Regions from separate parts of the Homo sapiens genome. Here region 1 is linked to region 2. A link is a loop called in an ENCODE intact Hi-C map of the cell type or tissue named here. Cell type or tissue: psoas muscle. All regions are shown on one strand. Links, peaks and the distances in the headings refer to the core of each region. The heading gives the core; the rest is flanking DNA. Region 1 overlaps HPSE2 (heparanase 2 (inactive)). Region 2 overlaps LOXL4 (lysyl oxidase like 4).

Region 1 (9,088 bases), core at 895-8,894, 410 kb before region 2:
CTCCTCTGTTCTAGCAGTCCCCAGTGTCTATTGTTCCCATGTTTATGTCCATGTGTATTCAAAGTTTAGCTCTCACTTGTAGGTGAGAACATGCTGTAATTTGGTTTTCTCTTCCTGTGTTAATTCACTTAGGATAATGACCTCAAACTACATCCATGTTGCTGCAAAGGACACAATATTTTTATGGCTGCATAGTATTTCATGCTGTATATGTACCAAATTTTCTTTATCCAGTCCACCATTGATGGGCATGTAGGTTGATTTCCTGTCTTTGCTGTTGTGAATAATGCAGCCATGAACATAGAAGTGCATGTGTCTTTTTGGTAGAACGATTTATTTTCCTTTGGGTATATACCCAGTAATGGGATTGCTGGAATGAATGATAGTTCAGTTTTAAGTTCCTTGAGAAATCTCCAAACTGCTTTCCACAATGACTGAACTGATTTGCGTTCCCACAAACAGTATATAAGCATTCCCTTGTCTCTGCAGCCTCAACAGCATCTGTTACTTTTCACTTTTTAATAATCACCATTCTGACTGATATGAGATGGCATCTTATTGTGGTTTTGATTTGCATTTCTCTAATGATTAGTGATTTGAGTATTTTTTAATATGTTTGTGAGCCACTTGTACATCTTCTTTTGATAAGCATCTCTTCATCTCCTTTGCCTATTTTTAATTGGATTATTTGGGTTTGCTTGTTTATTTAAGTTCCTTATAGATTCTGGATAGTAGACCTTTATTGAATACATACTTTGTGAATATTTTCTCTAGGCTATTTACTCCATTGTTAATTTATTTTGCTGTGCAGAAGCTCTTTCGTTTAATGAAGTCCCACTTGTCAATTTTTGTTTTTGTCGCAATTGGTTTTGGTGACTTAGCCACAAATTCTTTACCAAAACCATATGGAGAAGGGTATTTCCTACATTTTCTTTAGGACTTTTATAGTTTGAGGTATTACATTTAAATCTTTAATCCATCTTGAGTTGAGTTTTGTATATGGTGAAATGTAGTCCAGATTCATTATTTTGCATATGGTTAGCCAGTTATTCCAGCACCGTTGATTGAATAGGAAGTCGTTTCTACATTGCTTATTTTTGTCAAGTTCATTGAAGATCAGATGGTTATAGCTGTGTGGCTTTATTTCCAGGTTCTCTATTCTGTTACAATGGTCTATAAGTCTGTTTTTGTACCCATACCATGCTGTTTTGGTTACTGTAGCCTTTTAGTGAAGTTGGGTAACATTATGTCTCTGGCGTTGTTCTTTTTGCTTAGGATTGCTTTGGCTAATCGGGCTCCTTTTTGGTTCCATGTGAATTTTAGAATAGTCTTTTCTACTTCCTTGAAAAATGACATTGGTGTTTTGATAGGGATAACACTGAATCTGTAAATTACTTTGGAAAGTGTGGCCATTTTAACAATATTGATTCTTCCAATCAATGAGCATGGAATATTTTTCTATTTATTTGTGTAATTTCATTACTTTCAGCAGTATTTTGTAATTCCTCTTATAGATGTATTTTACCCTCCTTGGTTAGATATATTCCTAGGTATTTATTTTTTATGGCTATTATAAATGTGATTGTGTTCTTGATTTGGCTTTCAGCTAGAATGTTATTGGTGTATTGAAATGCCACCGATTTCTGTATATTGATTTTGTATCCTGAAACTTTACTGAGATCAATTATCAGTTCCAGGAGCCTTTTGGGTTTTCTATGCATAAAATTATATCATCAGCAAAGAGAAATAGGTTGATTTCTTCTTCTCTTATTTGGATGCCTTTTATTTCTTTGTCTTGCCTGATTGCTCTAGCTGGGACTTCCAATACCATGTTGAATAGAAATGCTAAGAGTGGGCATCCTCGTCTTGTTCCAGTTCTCAAGGGGAATGGTTGTAGCTTTTCCGCATTCAATATGATGTTGGCCGTGGATTTGTCATAGATGGCTTTTATTATTTTGATGTATGTGCCTTTGATGCCTAGCCCCTGTTGAGGGTTTTTGCAATTAAACAATGTTGAAATTTATTGAAGGCTTGTTCTGCATCTATTGAGATAATCATATGGTTTTTGTTTTTGATTCTGTTTATGTGGTTAATCACAATTATTGATTTGCATATGTTGAACCAACCTTGCATATCAGGAATAATGCCTACTTGATTGTGGTGAATTAACTTTTTGATGTGCTGCTAAATTTGGTTTGCTAATATTTATTAAAGATTTTTGTGTCTGTGTTCATCAGGGATATTGGCCTGAAGTTTTCTTTTTTCATTGTGTCTCTGCCAGATTTTGGTATCAGGATGGATACTGGCTTCATAAAATGAGTTAGGGAGGAGATCCTCCGCCTTTATTTTTTGGAATAGTTTCAGTATGATTGATACCAGTTCTTCTTTGTACATCTGGTAGAATTTGGCTGTGAATTCATCTGTGTGAGGGCTCCTTTTAGTTGGCAGGCTTTTTATTACTGACTCAACTTCTGAGTTTATTATTGTTCTGTTCAGGCTTTCACTTTCCTCCTGGTTCAATCTTGAGAGGTTGTGTGCTTCTAGGAATTTATCCATTTCCTCTAGATTGTCTACTTTGTGTACATAGAGGTGTTCATAATAGTCCCTGAGGATCTTTTCTATTCTATTCTATTTCTGTGGGATTGGTTTTAATGTCATCTTTGTCTTTCTGATTGTGCTTATTTGAATCTTTTTTTTTCCTTTGTTAATCTAGCTAGATGTTTAACAATCTTTTTTATTCCTTTGAAGAACCAACTCTTGGTTTTATTGATCTTTTGTATGGACTTTTGGGTCTCAGTTTTGTTCAGTTCTTCTCTGACTTAATTATTACTCTTTTTCTTCTAGAAATAATTATTTTTTGTCTTATTTCTCTAGGTGCAATGTTAGCTTATTAATTTGAAATTTTTTAACTACTTAATGAAGGTGTTTAGTGCTACAAACTTTTCTCTTACCACCACTTTAGTGGCATCCCAAGGATTTTGGTAAGTTGTGTTTCCATTTTCATTAGTTTCAAGGAATTTTTTATTTCTGCTTTAATTTCATTGTTCGCTCAAGAGTTATTCAGGAGCAAGTTGTTTAATTTCCATGTTTTTGTGTAGTTCTGAGAGATCTTCTTGGTATTAATTTCTATTTTTATTGTACTGCAGTTCAAGAGTATGCCTGGTATTATTTTGATTTTTTTAAATTTATTGAGACTTGCTCTATGACTCAGCATGTAGTCAATCTTAGAATATGTTCCATGAGCAGATGAGAAAAATGTATATGCTGTGGTTGTTGGGTGGAATGTTCTGCAGATGTCTATTAGGTCCAATTGGTCAAGAATTGCATGTAAGTCTAGACTTTCCTTGTTAGTTAGTTTCCTGCCTCAATGATCTAACACTGTCAGTGGAGTGTTAAAGTCCCCTGCTATTACTGTGTGGCTGTCTAAGTCTTTTCATAGGTCAAGAAGAACTTGTTTTATAAATCTGGGTGGGTGCTCCAATTTGGCTGCATATATATTAGGATAGTTAGGGCTTCTTGTTGAATTGAATCCTTTATCATTATGCAATACTCCTTTTTGTCCTTTCTGATTGTTGACTTAAAGTCTGTTTTATCTGATACAAGAATAGCTACTCCTGTTCTTTTTTGCTTTCTGTTTGCATGTTAGATCTTTATTCATCCCTTTACTTTGAGCCTGTGGATGTTATTACATGTGAGATTGGTTTCTTGAAGACAGCAGACAGTTGGGTCTAGTCATTTTATCCAGCTTGTCACTCTATGCCTTTTAAGTGGGGCATTTAGACCATTCACATTCAGGGTTAGTATTTATATGTGAGATTTTGATCCTGTCATCATGTTATTAGCTTTTTGTTTTGTAAATTTGATCGTGTAATTGCTTTATATTGTCTGTGGGCTATGTGCTTGAGTGACTTTTGTGGTAGCAGGTATCAACCTTTTGTTCCCATGTTTAGCACTCCCTTAAGGACTTCTTATAAGGCTGGTCTGGTAATAACCAATTCCCTTACTGTTTGGTTGTCTGAGAAGGATTGTATCCTCCTTTGCTTATGAAGCTGAGTTTGGTGGGATATGAAATTGTTGGTTGGAATTTCTTTTCTTTGAGGATGCTGAAAAAAGGCTGCAATCTCTTCTGGCTTGTAAGTTTTCTGCTGAAAGGTCTGCTGCTAGCCTGATGGGGTTCCCTTTGTAAATGACCTGACCTTTCTCTCTAGCTGCATTTAAGATTTTTTCTTTTTCATTTACCATGGTGAATCTGATGACTGTGTGCCTTGAGGATGGTTGTCTTACATGGTCTCTCACAGGGGCTCCCTGTATTTCTTGAATTTGCATGTCCACATCCCTAGAGAGATTGGGGAAATTTTCATGGACTCTTTCTTCAAATATGTTTTCCAAGTTGCTTACTCTCTTATCTTCTCTCTCTGGAATGTCAGTGAGTCATAGATTTTGTCTCTTTACATTATCCTGTATGTTTCAGAGGTTTTGTTCATTTAAATTTTTTTTCCTTTAGTTTTGTCTGAGTTGATTTGAAGAGTCAGTCTTCAAACTGAGAGTTTCCTCAGCTTGGTTTACTCTGCTGTTAGTGGTTCTGATTATATTATGAAATTCTTCTGGTGAATTCTTCAATTCTAGAAGTTAAGTTTGGTTCTTTCATAAAATGGCTACTTTATCTTTCAGTTCTTGGATCATTTTACTGGATTCCTTGGATTGGGTTTCAACTTTCTCCTGGATCTCAATGAGTTTCCTTGCCATCAAGATTCTGAATTCTGTGTCTGTCATTTCAGTCATTTCAATCTGATTAAGAACCATTTGGGGGTTGGGGTGGCTATTATATTCTTTTGGAGGTAAGGAGACACTCTGGCTTTTTGAATTGCCAGAATTCTTGTGCTGATTCTTTCTCATCTGAGAGGGCTTGTCTTTCTTTGTTTGTGACGTAAGATGAGTATAGTCAGTTGGCTTCATTTCTGGGTGCTTTCAGAGGGCAAAGGCTCTTAACAAGATCTTTATTTGTGTCTAGATTTTTGCCTTAGGTTTCACAGGCGCTATATACGGGCGAAATATTTTTAGTGTTGTAATTTGGATTACCATCCAGTAGATGGCGCCTGAGAGCGATGGCCGATAGATAAGCCCTTAGCCACCGGGCTCTTTTGTATTTCAGCGCATTGTCGATAGTGCTCTGTGATAGAGGGTGAGAGAGGTGATCCCTTTACCAGGTCCATTCCTGGGCCTTGGAAGAGCCCCTTCTGATCGGTGGTACTGTGCCCACGTTTCCTTTGCCAGGTGTTCTGAGCCATGGCGCTGCCTCAAGCAGATTCCCTGGCTGGCAAACAGGCTACACCCTTCTTGGACTGGCCCTGCAGAAGAAGGTAGGCCCTGCTTCCCTGCCAGCCCACAAACCCAGGCATCTCACCCCATTCAGTGTTCTGAGAGTGGGGGCTCTTCTCCTGCTTGGGCAGTGGGGGTGGGTGGAATCACCCGGTCCACCATCTGGGTGTTTACCAGGGTAACACAGTTGTGCCCACTGGCAGAGTTTAATCAGGGTCCCAGCCACTGTACTGAAAGCCCAAGCAAGTTTTGCCTGGCTAGGAGCAGCTGAGATGGGTAGAGTCATCTGGTCTGCCATCTGGGTGCCTACCAGGGTAACAAAGAGCTGTACCCACCAGCAGAGTTCAAGCAGTGGCAGAGTTGCTGCCCTGGAAGCCCGAGCCAGCGAGTCCCACTCTACTAGAAGCAGCAGGGGTGGGTGGAGTCAGCCATCTCACCTTTTCCCCAGCCAACATAGAGCTGAGCCTACCCACAGTGTTCAGACAAGGGCAAGGTCACCGTGCTGGAAGTGGGAGCCGAGCTTTGTCTGACAAAGAGGAATGGATCAGTCTGACTGTTCCCTGGCACCATGACTGTGACCACTACTGGCGTTATGGTAGCTGGTGCCAGGCTGCTCAAGGATCCAAGGCCTGTGGGGCTCCCCGTGGTCTTGAGTGGTACCTCTACAAAAATCTGGGTGGCTCTCTGTATCAGTCTAGAGGCCCATGGGGTTCAGGAAAGTTCTCCTGTTCCCAAGATTGCACAGGTCCTTGTGGGAACTGTGATCACCTGGTGGTTGTTACGTTCTCATTCTTTCCCCATATTAGGGAGCATCTCCTGGCTCTGCACTAGTCCAGGGCAGGCGGCTCCTCAGCTTCAGTCTTCTCTGTTCTTCCTGTGTCCCCTTGCTCCCTTGTTGGATCCCAACATGTTTTCTTAAAAGAGCCACTTGAAGAGTCACTATTTACCACTTTGTTTCCTCTCTGTGAGAGTGGCACATACTAGCCACTTCTAGTCAGCCCTAGAACCCTCTAGCCCTATTTTTTTTCTTATAGCACTTATCCTCAATATGAGTCCCTTATTAGGTTTTTTTCACCCTTCTAGAATATAAGTTCCATGAGAGCAGAGTTCCCTTCTAGAATCTAAGTTCCTTCTAGAATATAAGTTCCATGTCTCTTATTCACTGCTCTATCCCAAGTACCTAGAACAGTGCCTGGTACATAGCAGATACTTGGTAGTGATTGTTGAATGAGGGAACTAAAGGAAGATTGGTGAAGACTGGGGGCCTAATCAAACTGATTTTCGTTATGCCCAGAACATGTTTTGTGTTTTCGTGGAATGGCTAACCCTCATACCCCTGCCCTTATGTGTGTTCATCCTTTGTGACCCATATTAAGTCTTACTTCCCCTATAAATATTAAATGACCTTCATCTATTTCTAAACTCTTGTGGTCCTATCATGTCCTATCTTGGTCTCATCAAGTTGTTCTTTATTGTTTTTTAAATCTTTCTAAATTTATTATATAGGCTTGTATTATTTCCCTAAATAGATCTCTGTTTGTTTAATGCAAGTCAAACAGTATTTTTTGAGCTATACTGTTCAAGCATGTATTAGATGCTGATTATCCAAAACTTCTATGAGTTCCTAGCTGTAAAATAAGAGGAGGTTGGACTAGACTAGACATTGTTTTCTCAAAGTGCATTCTAAGGAAAATTCCACAGCATGACAATTGTTCATTTTAGGTTCAGTGGTACATGTGCAGGTTTGTTATTAGGTAAACTCATGTCACAGGGGTTTGTTGTACAGATTATTTCATCACCCAGGTACTAAGCCCAGTACTCAATGGTTATTTTTCTGATCCTCTGCCTCCTCCCATCCTTCACTCTCAACTATATCCCAGTGTCTGTTCCCCTCTTTGTGTCCATGTGGTCTCATCATTTAGCTCCCACTTATAAGTGAGAACATGCAGTATTTGGTTTTCTGTTCCTGTGTTTGTTTGCTAAGGATGATGGCCTTCAGCTCCATCCATGTTCCTGTAAAGGACATAATCTCATTCTTTTTTATGGCTTCATAGTATTATTAAATATATTTGTGAAACCCTAGATTAATTCATGTATGTTCACTGTGGTCTTCTCAGTCTAATGTGTACTGTCAGTTTCCGGGGGGGCACCCTTTGGGATGAGTGTTCCATGAACATACTTTGGAAAAATGCTACAACAAATGGTCGTTAAGATTCCTTCCATTTTGGCCAGGCACAGTGGCTCATGCCTGTAATCCTGGCACTCTGGGAAGCCGAGGCGGGCAGATCATGAGGTCAGGAGATCGAGACCATCCTGGCCAACATGGTGAAACCCTGTCTCTACTAAAATACAAAAAATTAGCCGGGCATGGTGGCACGCGCCTGTAGTCCCAGCTACTCAGGAGGCTGAGGCAGGGGAATCGCTTGAACCCAAAAGGCAGAGGTTGCAGTGAGCCAAGACCACTGCACTCCAGCCTGGCGACATAGCAAGACTCCATCTCAATAAAACAAATAAACAAAAAGAAGATTCCTTCCATTTTGAAAAGGCTGAAGTCCTAACTGACTTGCCCAAGGCCACACAGCTGCATAGTGTAAGAGTTTAGACTTAAATTGAGTTCTCTTGGACATTCATTGCACAAGGTCATTTATTTCACCTTTGTCTGTAATAGCAACAAATTAAAAACAACTTAATGTTTAGTAATAGGGAATTGACTAGATAAAAATTATGGTACAGGCTTGTAATGGAATACTAATTCAGATTAAAAAGGGAAAGAGGAAGCTCTTTGTGGACTGATATGAAACAAAGATATATTGTTTAGGTGAAAAAAGGAAAGTTAAGAACAATGTGCATAGAATATTATATAAAAATATGTTTTGGGGAAATATATACTCTGCTTATATGTGCTTAAAGTCACTTATATAAAAGAAACTGATAGCATTTGTTGCTTGCCTCCAAGGAGGGAAATAAAGTCACTAGGACATAGAGATGGGAGGAGACTTTTTACCATATGCTTTTTGTTCCTTTTGATTTCTGAGCCTTGTACATATATTAGCTACTCAGGAACTAAAATTAAATAAACTAAAAGCAATCCTAAGTGATTCTGATGCAACAGAGATTTGGAAACCAGTAAACTATATTTTCTTCTCCAAGACCAGAATCCTTTGGGACTTCATTAGTCCAAGTTTTATCATGCTGCTTCCAGTGACTTTTCTTATGTATCCTTTGAAGGAGATAATTATTTCCCATTACCTTCATCAGCCTCTCTGTCTTCTCAGCCTGCATCGGGCTTGTGATTCCCAGGGGAGCATTAGTGCAGGTTATCCTATGCCAAACAGGCTCATACACCCTGGGAGGAAGGCTGTGTCAGGGCAAGGAGGAGCTAAAGAATGGCTAGCAGTCCAGATTCAAGGTGGGTGTCCTGAGATGTGTCCTGGCCTCTGGTGCCAATTCAGCCTACTCCCTCTTTACATTTTAAATTTCTCCTCTTGAAAATTAGGATAATGGAACCTAACTAGGAAGGTTTTGAGGTTCACTGAGAGTGTAGATGAAAAGGTACTTGGCAAATATAGTGGGTTCCATATAGATGAAAGACAGGGATTCATTGTGAAGAGAAAATTGCTCAAGGGACACCAAATGCCATGACCATATGGTAGCATTGTTGCAAGGTCCCTGGTTCTACCCCCATCCCTCATAAAGGAAACAGAAGGAAAGGAAAGATGAAGGTCATCTTCAAACTCTGAAACTTCATCCTGAGTGTATAAGGGCCATT
Region 2 (9,088 bases), core at 316-8,315:
TGGGGTAGATAGTCTTGACCTGAGGGCACCCTGGGGGCATCCCCGTGACTCAAATGGTGGACCACCTCGTCTGCCTACACATAAGATTTTAGGTGTATAAGAGCTGCTGTTTATTGTGTACTCACCAATGCTAGGACTTTGCTAAGCACTTTCCATACGGTGTTTTATTTAACACTCAACAACACCGTGAGATGGAGATTACTATCCCCATTTTACAGATGAGGAGACTGAGACTCAGTGAGGTTAAGTTTAAACTTCCTCAAGGTCATGGCGAATGTGGTGGATTTGAACCAAATCAGCTAACCTGGCCCAGACTCAATTAATGCCACTGTGTGTGTGTGTGCGCGTGCACACACACACACATTTGAGGGGGGTTTTCTTTCCTTTGTCTTGCCAGGAGCTGCCAAATTGCTGCAGAGGTCTGAGATCTGGGTAGAGGTGGTGATCACTGTCATGTTTACTCATTCCTCAGGTATCTTGGCCTCAGCTGTCCTTGAAGTCACCATGGCGTGGTCCCCACCAGCCACCCTCTTTCTGTTCCTGCTGCTGCTAGGCCAGCCCCCTCCCAGCAGGCCACAGTCACTGGGCACCACTAAGCTCCGGCTGGTGGGCCCAGAGAGCAAGCCAGAGGAGGGCCGCCTGGAGGTGCTGCACCAGGGCCAGTGGGGCACCGTGTGTGATGACAACTTTGCTATCCAGGAGGCCACAGTGGCTTGCCGCCAGCTGGGCTTCGAAGCTGCCTTGACCTGGGCCCACAGTGCCAAGTACGGCCAAGGGGAGGGTGAGTGACTGGTGCCACCTAGTGGGATGGCAAGGAGATGGTAACAGTCTTCTTGGGCTGGGCTCACTGACACCCACCCATCCTTTAATACCCTGCTCATGTGACCTCCTCCACACGGCATTTCCTGAGTGCCTCAGCTGCACATGGCCCCTACTCCCACCCTCCCATTCTCTCTTGTAATAAGGCCACCGCCGTCACCACCACTAAACTCTAAGTTCCTTGAACATAGCAATTGGCACACAGTGGGTGCTTAGAGAATGTTGAATGAAAAAATGGGCAAACAGGTAGGTCTGATTCCTAGAGCTACCCGGCATTTTCCAAAAACAGATTCTCTAAGAGCCAGCACCCAAAGGAGGTAGCAGGCAGGGTTATAAATACTTATTCCCCAGGAGACCCAAACTTCCTCCTCCCTGCCACTTTCTCCCAGGGTTTGGAAGAGGTGACTTGGTAAGTGTGGGGTCCTATGCAGGAGGCAGAGCCTGTGACCTGCCTCTCTGTGCCATCTTTGAGCATCACCTCCACTCCACAGGACCCATCTGGCTGGACAATGTGCGCTGTGTGGGCACAGAGAGCTCCTTGGACCAGTGCGGGTCTAATGGCTGGGGAGTCAGTGACTGCAGTCACTCAGAAGACGTAGGGGTGATATGCCACCCCCGGCGCCATCGTGGCTACCTTTCTGAAACTGTCTCCAATGCCCTTGGGCCCCAGGTGAGGAGGCTGTTCAGGCTCTGGTCTGAGCCAAGGGCTGGGTCAGAGAACAGAGAGCCTCCCAGAAGACGGGCCTAGAGGATAAGCGAGGGGAAAGGGTGCAGTCTGCACTGAGCATCGTCCCCAGGCCGCCGACTCCTGAGTGTGCCCTGCAGCAGGTGCATAAATAGAGGGCCCCAGCCTGAGGCAAGGCAGGCCAGAGGACCAGAGCTGACCCCACTGGGAATCGCAGAAGCTGCTCCCGTAAGGGAGACAGCATTGGGTAAGGGGCTCCCTCATCCATGAGGCCTGGCCACAATTGCTGCCTCTTCCCAGCACAAACAACCCTGAGCTAAAAACAGCCCAAGCCAAACAACAGGAGCGGGCAGGGCAGGGCTCTGCTGCCAGGCAGCCTCCAGCCTCAGGACAGCTGGCCATGGCCACTGAATGCAGCGTGTTGTGATGGGGACTCTGTACTGGTCTAAGTCATCCCAGGGCTAGGGTTGGGGGTTCTTGTGGGCCATAGGATCCTGCTGTGGTCTCAAGCAGCTGGTCTATGCCCATCTCAGCTCTCTCAGGGTGGTACAGAGAAGGCCCTTCCATGCCCAGCAAAAGCCTCCCAAACTCCAAGGGCTCCCATCCTGATCCCAGCGGGGGCCAGATCTGCCTAGTTCTCTCCAATTTGACAAATTCGAGGAACTGAGGGAAAGGGCTTAGACAAGCTGAGGTTCTGCCTTGCACTTACTCTGTGGCCTTTGATAATGCCTCCCCTTCTCTGGGCCTCAGTTTCCTGGCCTGTTCAATGACCGGGCTGGGTGGGATGGTCTCGAAAAGCTCCAAGCCCCAGCCTTTCTGCATGAAGATCTGCAGCAGGCTCCACTGGAGGAGCAGGAGCCCCGAGGCCCACAGGTGACTGTGCACCCCGCAGGGCCGGCGGCTGGAGGAGGTGCGGCTCAAGCCCATCCTTGCCAGTGCCAAGCAGCATAGCCCAGTGACCGAGGGAGCCGTGGAGGTGAAGTATGAGGGCCACTGGCGGCAGGTGTGTGACCAGGGCTGGACCATGAACAACAGCAGGGTGGTGTGCGGGATGCTGGGCTTCCCCAGCGAGGTGCCTGTCGACAGCCACTACTACAGGTAGGAGGGCGGCTGGCGTAGGCCCCACAGGAGGCAGGGTTGTGGGGCAGGGACTGAGTGTGTGTTCATGTGCGTGCATGTGATGTAGGGTGTGTGCATGAGTCTGAGTGTGGACTCATGTGAGGGGCAAGTAAGTATGCACACAGGCGAGTGTGTGATGTGTGTGGCATGTGGGACCTCGCAGAGTTCAGTGAGTACTGACTGGCAGTGGTGTTGTCTGTGGCAGGACATCCAGCAGGTGTTGGGATTGGGGGAGAGAAAACAGGCCCTACTGAGGAATGTGCCCAGATTTCTTGCTTCACGGGTGCCTCAGAATAATAAACAGGAAAGTGAATAAGGAGGACCTTCAGGATCCTGGGAAATACCTAGAAACAGTCAGAAAACAAACACTGCACTCTCGAATTATGTAAACAGAATTAACTAGGTACAGAACGCCCCCCCACCCCCCGCCCCCGGTGAAAACAGTTGAACATAAAACCGCGTGTCCTTGGTTAAAACACTAGACTTTCCTGCAGATACTTGCAGTGACACCCACGTGTAGAGTTTAGACAAACTGTTCTGGCCTCAGCTCAGCCAGTGACTGGCGTTAGGGCTTTGGGGAGGGCCTCTGAGCCTCCATCCTCAATTCCACTGCGAATATCCCAACGCTTCCCTCCTGAATTTCCTCAGCTCTGATCAAGCCAGGCTGTGACTGGGTTGTGTGTAAGTGAGGCGTGGGGTGGGGCACCTGGAGAGAGGAGACATAAAAATATTCTGTCAGAAACAAGGCGGAACTGTCACAACTGATTGCATCAACCAGTAAACGACAGCCACAGTCATGGTTCTGCCAGATCCGTGTCAGGGAGGACTTGTGTGTTTCCCATCAAGTGAGAAGTCTCCCGTAGTACGTCTGAGTCATCTGCCACCCCAATCAGTTTGATCCTGCTTCCCTAAAGGGTTAGAAGGCCCTTGTTGCAGTGACTTAGAGGAACCCCGTTCTGAGGAAACAGGGGTGCTGGTCAGCCTCTGGCTCCATCCTTGGGGATCCTGGGATGCAGCCTGACTCCCCCTGCCTGGTAATTGCACACCTGGGTCTCGCTGACTTGCCTGCCACCCATGAGGAGGGCAGGCCTGATGGTAGCCTGGGTGTCTCTGGGCGGGCCGCCCCCACCAGCAAGGCCTTCACCTCCCACCTGTCCCCAGAGGGCCCCTTCTCTTGGGCCCTCCCTAAATGCTCCCCTTCCTCTGGACTTCGGAGAGGGCAAGCCTGATCCACCTGCCCCCACTCTAGGACTGGCCGAGGGACCTTGCTTGCCTTCCTTGTAAAATGGTTATTTGTGAGGTGGCCACCCCGTCAGGGCTGCTGTGAAGCTCAGCATTGAAATCAGATTAGTGAATAAGTTTACAAAATGTAAAGTCCTGTGCAAACTTAAGGACAACTATGAGGAACCAGGTGGCAGGGGGTGGGACTTCCACACCCCTTCCACCTCCTATCTGTTTTCTCCCATAACAGGAAAGTCTGGGATCTGAAGATGAGGGACCCTAAGTCTAGGTGAGGAGCAGCACCCTAGAGGGAGGAGGCAAAGGGGTGTGGCATGAAGGGCCTCTATCCCATCCCCTACCCTCCCCTTCCCTCCTTTCTACCTTGGCCTCCCTTAGTCCTGAAGCTCTTCCCTCAGCCCTTCCTCCACCCTCAGTCTCCCTTGTCCTCTAGGCTGAAGAGCCTGACGAATAAGAACTCCTTCTGGATCCACCAGGTCACCTGCCTGGGGACAGAGCCCCACATGGCCAACTGCCAGGTGCAGGTGGCTCCAGCCCGGGGCAAGCTGCGGCCAGCCTGCCCAGGTGGCATGCACGCTGTGGTCAGCTGTGTGGCAGGGCCTCACTTCCGCCCACCGAAGACAAAGCCACAACGCAAAGGGTCCTGGGCAGAGGTGAGCCCTGGGCATCCTGCACTCACACCACAGCTTGGAGGCACGGGCGGGACACTGCCTGGTGGGGGGTGCGGGGAGGTCCAGGACACGCAGGAGAGAGGAACCAGACTGGGAGGAGGAGAGTGAATCACAGAACTGTAGAACCTTGGAATGTATTTAAAAGGGATCATTTATAGCCCTACCATAAATGGAAAGCTGACATCACCCGCCTTGAATAGAAGGTGACCGTAAAAACAGTAATTAAATCCTAACTACATTCCACTGAGGGCTGGTACTGATCCTGAGCCTGCTCCTGAGCCTGCTCCTTTGTTTTAAAGAGGAGATGAGCAAGTGCTTATGAGGTGGTAGAGACGCCTCAGTGCCAAACTGAGATGCCCTCATGAGGTGGTACAGATGCCGTGAGGTGGTACAGATGCCTCAGCGCCACACTGAGATGGCCTCGTGAGGTGGTACAGACACCTTAGTGCCACACTGAGATGGCCTCGTGAGGTGGTACAGATACCTTAGTGCCACACTGAGATAGCCTCGTGAGGTGGTACAGACACCTTAGTGCCACACTGAGATGGCCTTGTGAGGTGGTACAGATGCCTTAGCGCCACACTTGAGACGGCATCCTTGATGAGGCTGTGGGGGTGATTGGTCATTGAAGAAATGGAGATCAAGAAAAACAGCTTATTCAGGGTGACAGCTATGGGAAGTCAGAAGCAGGACTGGAACTCCCCATCCTTGGCTCTGGCCACCGCCATGGAACTTGAAGGAGCCCCGTTGGGGATCCCGCTGTGGGGGCTCAGCCCCTGCTGGTGCCTCCTCCTCAGCCGTCCCTGAAGCAGGTTTCTCCCAGCAGGAGCCGAGGGTGCGCCTGCGCTCCGGGGCCCAGGTGGGCGAGGGCCGGGTGGAAGTGCTCATGAACCGCCAGTGGGGCACGGTCTGTGACCACAGGTGGAACCTCATCTCTGCCAGTGTCGTGTGTCGTCAGCTGGGCTTTGGCTCTGCTCGGGAGGCCCTCTTTGGGGCCCGGCTGGGCCAAGGTGAGTGAGACAGCCTGGGAGGGGTTAGAAGGCCTGGATATGCCACTGGTCCATGTCTTGAAGGCCCTGGGGTGACAGGGCCAGGACAGAAAGTTATCCCCCTCTGTGAAGGGGAAGCCACAAGTGTGGGGTTACGGAGATGGAGCCTCGCACACAGCACCTCTCTCCCCATCTAGGGCTAGGGCCCATCCACCTGAGTGAGGTGCGCTGCAGGGGATATGAGCGGACCCTCAGCGACTGCCCTGCCCTGGAAGGGTCCCAGAATGGTTGCCAACATGAGAATGATGCTGCTGTCAGGTGCAATGTCCCTAACATGGGCTTTCAGAATCAGGTGAGTTTGGGTCTGAGCATGGCCTCAGGCTGGGGGCCGGGAAACCCTGGGGAGTCCCCAGGACACCACATCGAGCTAGCGGGGAGAGGTCCAGGAGGAGCGGCTAGCGCTTCTGCTTTGGGCACCAGTCTGCCTTCCCTTAGAGCCGACCTGGCTGCAGCCCCTCCGAAATGTCAGAGGCCACAGGGGCTCTGCAGATGGATGTGCTCTCCCATACCCGTCTCGGGTCCCCTGTGAAGCTGAGAAAGAAGGTGCCTGGGAAAGAGGGCCACAGGGCTGTCGGCACGAGGGAGTCTGTGTGGGATGCTCAGGGCAAAGTGTCAGTGCTAACATGGACTGTGAGCAAGTCACTGGTGCCACTGTAAAATGGGGTTCACGCTCTCAGGGGGTCACTGTGAATGAGGCAAGGGACATGAAAGCCCTTTGCAAATTGCCAGTTGTCGTTAATGGTGGAGGGCAAGTGCCAGAGCAGGAGGAGCCCCTGGTCCAGGCACTTTGAGTCAGATTTCTCTAGCAGGCAGGGACATTAGAGACTACCTGCTACACTGTCCTCACCTTACAGAGAAGGAGACCAAGGCAGAGAAGGGGACTGTCTTGTCTAGGGTGACACAGTGAGCTGGCTTGGGCAGACCTCCAGGCTCGCAGCCCTGAGCTCTTCCCTGCAAGGCTACCCCACTCCTCACACACCCCTCGCCATTGCAGGTGCGCTTGGCTGGTGGGCGTATCCCTGAGGAGGGGCTATTGGAGGTGCAGGTGGAGGTGAACGGGGTCCCACGCTGGGGGAGCGTGTGCAGTGAAAACTGGGGGCTCACCGAAGCCATGGTGGCCTGCCGACAGCTCGGCCTGGGTTTTGCCATCCATGCCTACAAGGTAGGTCCCTCTGTTGTTTCTTCCGTATGACCTCTCACCCTCCTGTTCTGAGGCCCAAAACTTCCTGTGCTAAAGCTGCTGCCTCTTTGCCCATTTGGCAATTCATTACTGAGTGAAACTATGAGCCGACATGATGCTGAGTGCTGGGAACAGTGTGGTAAACAAGAAGACATAGTCCTAATGAAATCGTCAATGAGGGACACATTTGCATCTGCAGGAAAGATGAATAGAAATTAGTCAGACAAGGTGGAGGAGGAATGAATAGCTTATGCAAAAGCCCTGTGGCCAGAGAAAGCTTGATTCAGCTGAGGAAATCAGGGCCAGGGATTGTAGTGTGGCTCTCTCTCGAGAGTGCTGTCAAACATGAGGGCAGAGGAGGCAGGGGCAAGATCACTCAAAGCTTGCAATCCACATGTTTGAAAGATTTCTTCCTTTGCTGTTTGGAAAACGTTGGGTGGAGATTAACATGAATGCAAGGAAACACACTCAGGAGGCTATTGTAGTAGCCCAGGTGAGAAATGAGGCTGGACTGGACCAGGTAGTCCAGGAGAAATAAGTGGATAGATCTAAAATACATCAAAAAATAAAATCAAGAGGACTTAGGCATGACCGCAACAGAGAAACCTCTGCACTTGCACCCACACTGGCTGCCGCACAGTGTGGACTGGGCAACCCTGAGCACAACTGACGATCTGGGCCGCTTGAGGAGCAGCTGGGGAAATGTGAGCACAGCCCCCAGGGAGAGGGGCGGGGAACAGGACCCTCCTCTGCCATCTGGAAGAGAGAGGGGTGTAGGGCCAGTAGTGGAAGCCACGGTGGGTGGATTTTTACCTCCATATGTGGTGGGGATTTCTAACATCAGAAGGGTCCAAATGTGTCATGGACTGCCCCAGGGAATTCGGGTTCTCATCACTGAAGATTTTCAGGCCCAGGCTGGACACAACCCGGTGGGGGTGGTATGACTGAGGCCACACCTCAGATGGGAGTCAGGAGGTGACTCCAAAGGCACGCTGACTGGGTGACGCTGGCTGTCTTCTTAGGAAACCTGGTTCTGGTCGGGGACGCCAAGGGCCCAGGAGGTGGTGATGAGTGGGGTGCGCTGCTCAGGCACAGAGCTGGCCCTGCAGCAGTGCCAGAGGCACGGGCCGGTGCACTGCTCCCACGGTGGCGGGCGCTTCCTGGCTGGAGTCTCCTGCATGGACAGTGAGTGACGGAGGGCTCACAGGGCTGGGGACAGGTAGGCCTGTGCTCCCCTTCAGGGAGGGCCCTGCATGCTGGTCCCAGGTCTATGGCCAGCAGCATGGGGGAATGAAAGTACCAGCTCTGCCATTTCCCAGCTGTGTGGCCAAATCACCCATCCCATCAGGATCCATACCCTGCCCCCTCACGGAGTTATTGTGAGAAAGAACACTGAGAACATGAGGAAGCACAAGGACACGGAACGGCGGTTTTCAACTTTGGGTTATGACCAACAGTTACAAACAATGAAACAGGACAGAAAACAGCAAGGGCAGTTTTTCCTTGGAACTATGTGTATACTGGGTTACAGCATAAAATGTATTTCTTACTGTGGTTTGTAGTCAGAAAAGCAGTTTGAAAGCTGTCGTAGAGGACATACAAATATGAGCACACCCGGGGCCAAGGCCCAGCTGTGTGTTCTCTTCCTGAGCTGTGGGATTTACCCAAAAAGACTTTGGGACAAGGCCATCTGTGGCATTGCTCTGCCCCACAAACCCAGATTCTTAGGGCAGCAGCATCTCTGACATCTCCCAGCCAGGTCAGTGCCAAGATGGACTATATCCAGCCCAAAGGTTACAGATAGCATCAACCCAAGTGGCCACTTGACCTTGTTCGTGGCCAAATTTCGACACCAAGATATCCTTCATCTTTGTCAGTGAGCTCCTGGCTTCCTCTCTGTCCAGGGCACCCTGGGGAGAACACTGGGCCCATCCATCAGACCCTCCCCTGCAGGGATGGGGCATGAGAGTGGACCTCCCCATCACCAAGGCCTCCCAGCACGTGGGGAGCCTGCTCCTCACTTGACTCCCCTTCCTGGGAACCTCGAACCCCTCCCTGCTCCACTGCCTACAGTGGGAGCGCTCTTCTTGAACACATTTGATCCTTCACGACAACTTGGCACAGTCAGCCAATCTGCAGTCTCTGTAACCACCTGTTTTTCCTCCCTGGCTTTTCACATTGCTTTCTTTCCTTTACTCTCTCTTCTCATTCTCTCTGAAAGCTCGCCTTCTTTCACCAAGAAACTCTAGGTTTGTCAGTGGGCACTTCCTGGCTCTCTCCAATATATACCACAGGACCCTACATGGCCAACTGCCAGATGCAGATG

The links. Peaks named below come from ENCODE experiments on the same cell type or tissue, not always from the same donor. Only the 100,000 strongest peaks of a DNase experiment are listed, where the experiment ranks them.
Region 1: a loop joins it to region 2, with 4 times the contacts of the local background. A loop is called at or near these places in 4 of 110 quality-filtered maps.

What each region holds. Positions count from the first base shown.
Region 1 is chr10:98,660,650-98,669,737 of GRCh38, reverse strand. The region is part of intron 6 of HPSE2 (heparanase 2 (inactive)); the gene reads left to right. Among named protein-coding and RNA genes, the nearest start is that of HPS1, 220 kb to the right of the region's middle. In psoas muscle, for the core only: a CTCF peak has its summit at 5,090 (motif pointing right); no DNase peak of the experiment used is centred there; H3K27me3 peaks cover 624 bases.
Region 2 is chr10:98,254,436-98,263,523 of GRCh38, reverse strand. It overlaps LOXL4 (lysyl oxidase like 4), which reads left to right. Exons shown (of 15, transcript NM_032211.7): 2 at 473-781; 3 at 1,311-1,489; 4 at 2,397-2,602; 5 at 4,095-4,133; 6 at 4,296-4,515; 7 at 5,360-5,543; 8 at 5,720-5,874; 9 at 6,577-6,744; 10 at 7,785-7,947. The coding sequence starts at 505. Among named protein-coding and RNA genes, the nearest start is that of LOXL4, 9.2 kb to the left of the region's middle. RefSeq lists an enhancer at 1,151-2,040. In psoas muscle, for the core only: a CTCF peak has its summit at 803 (motif pointing left); DNase peaks (open chromatin) are centred at 743, 3,289, 3,754 and 7,893.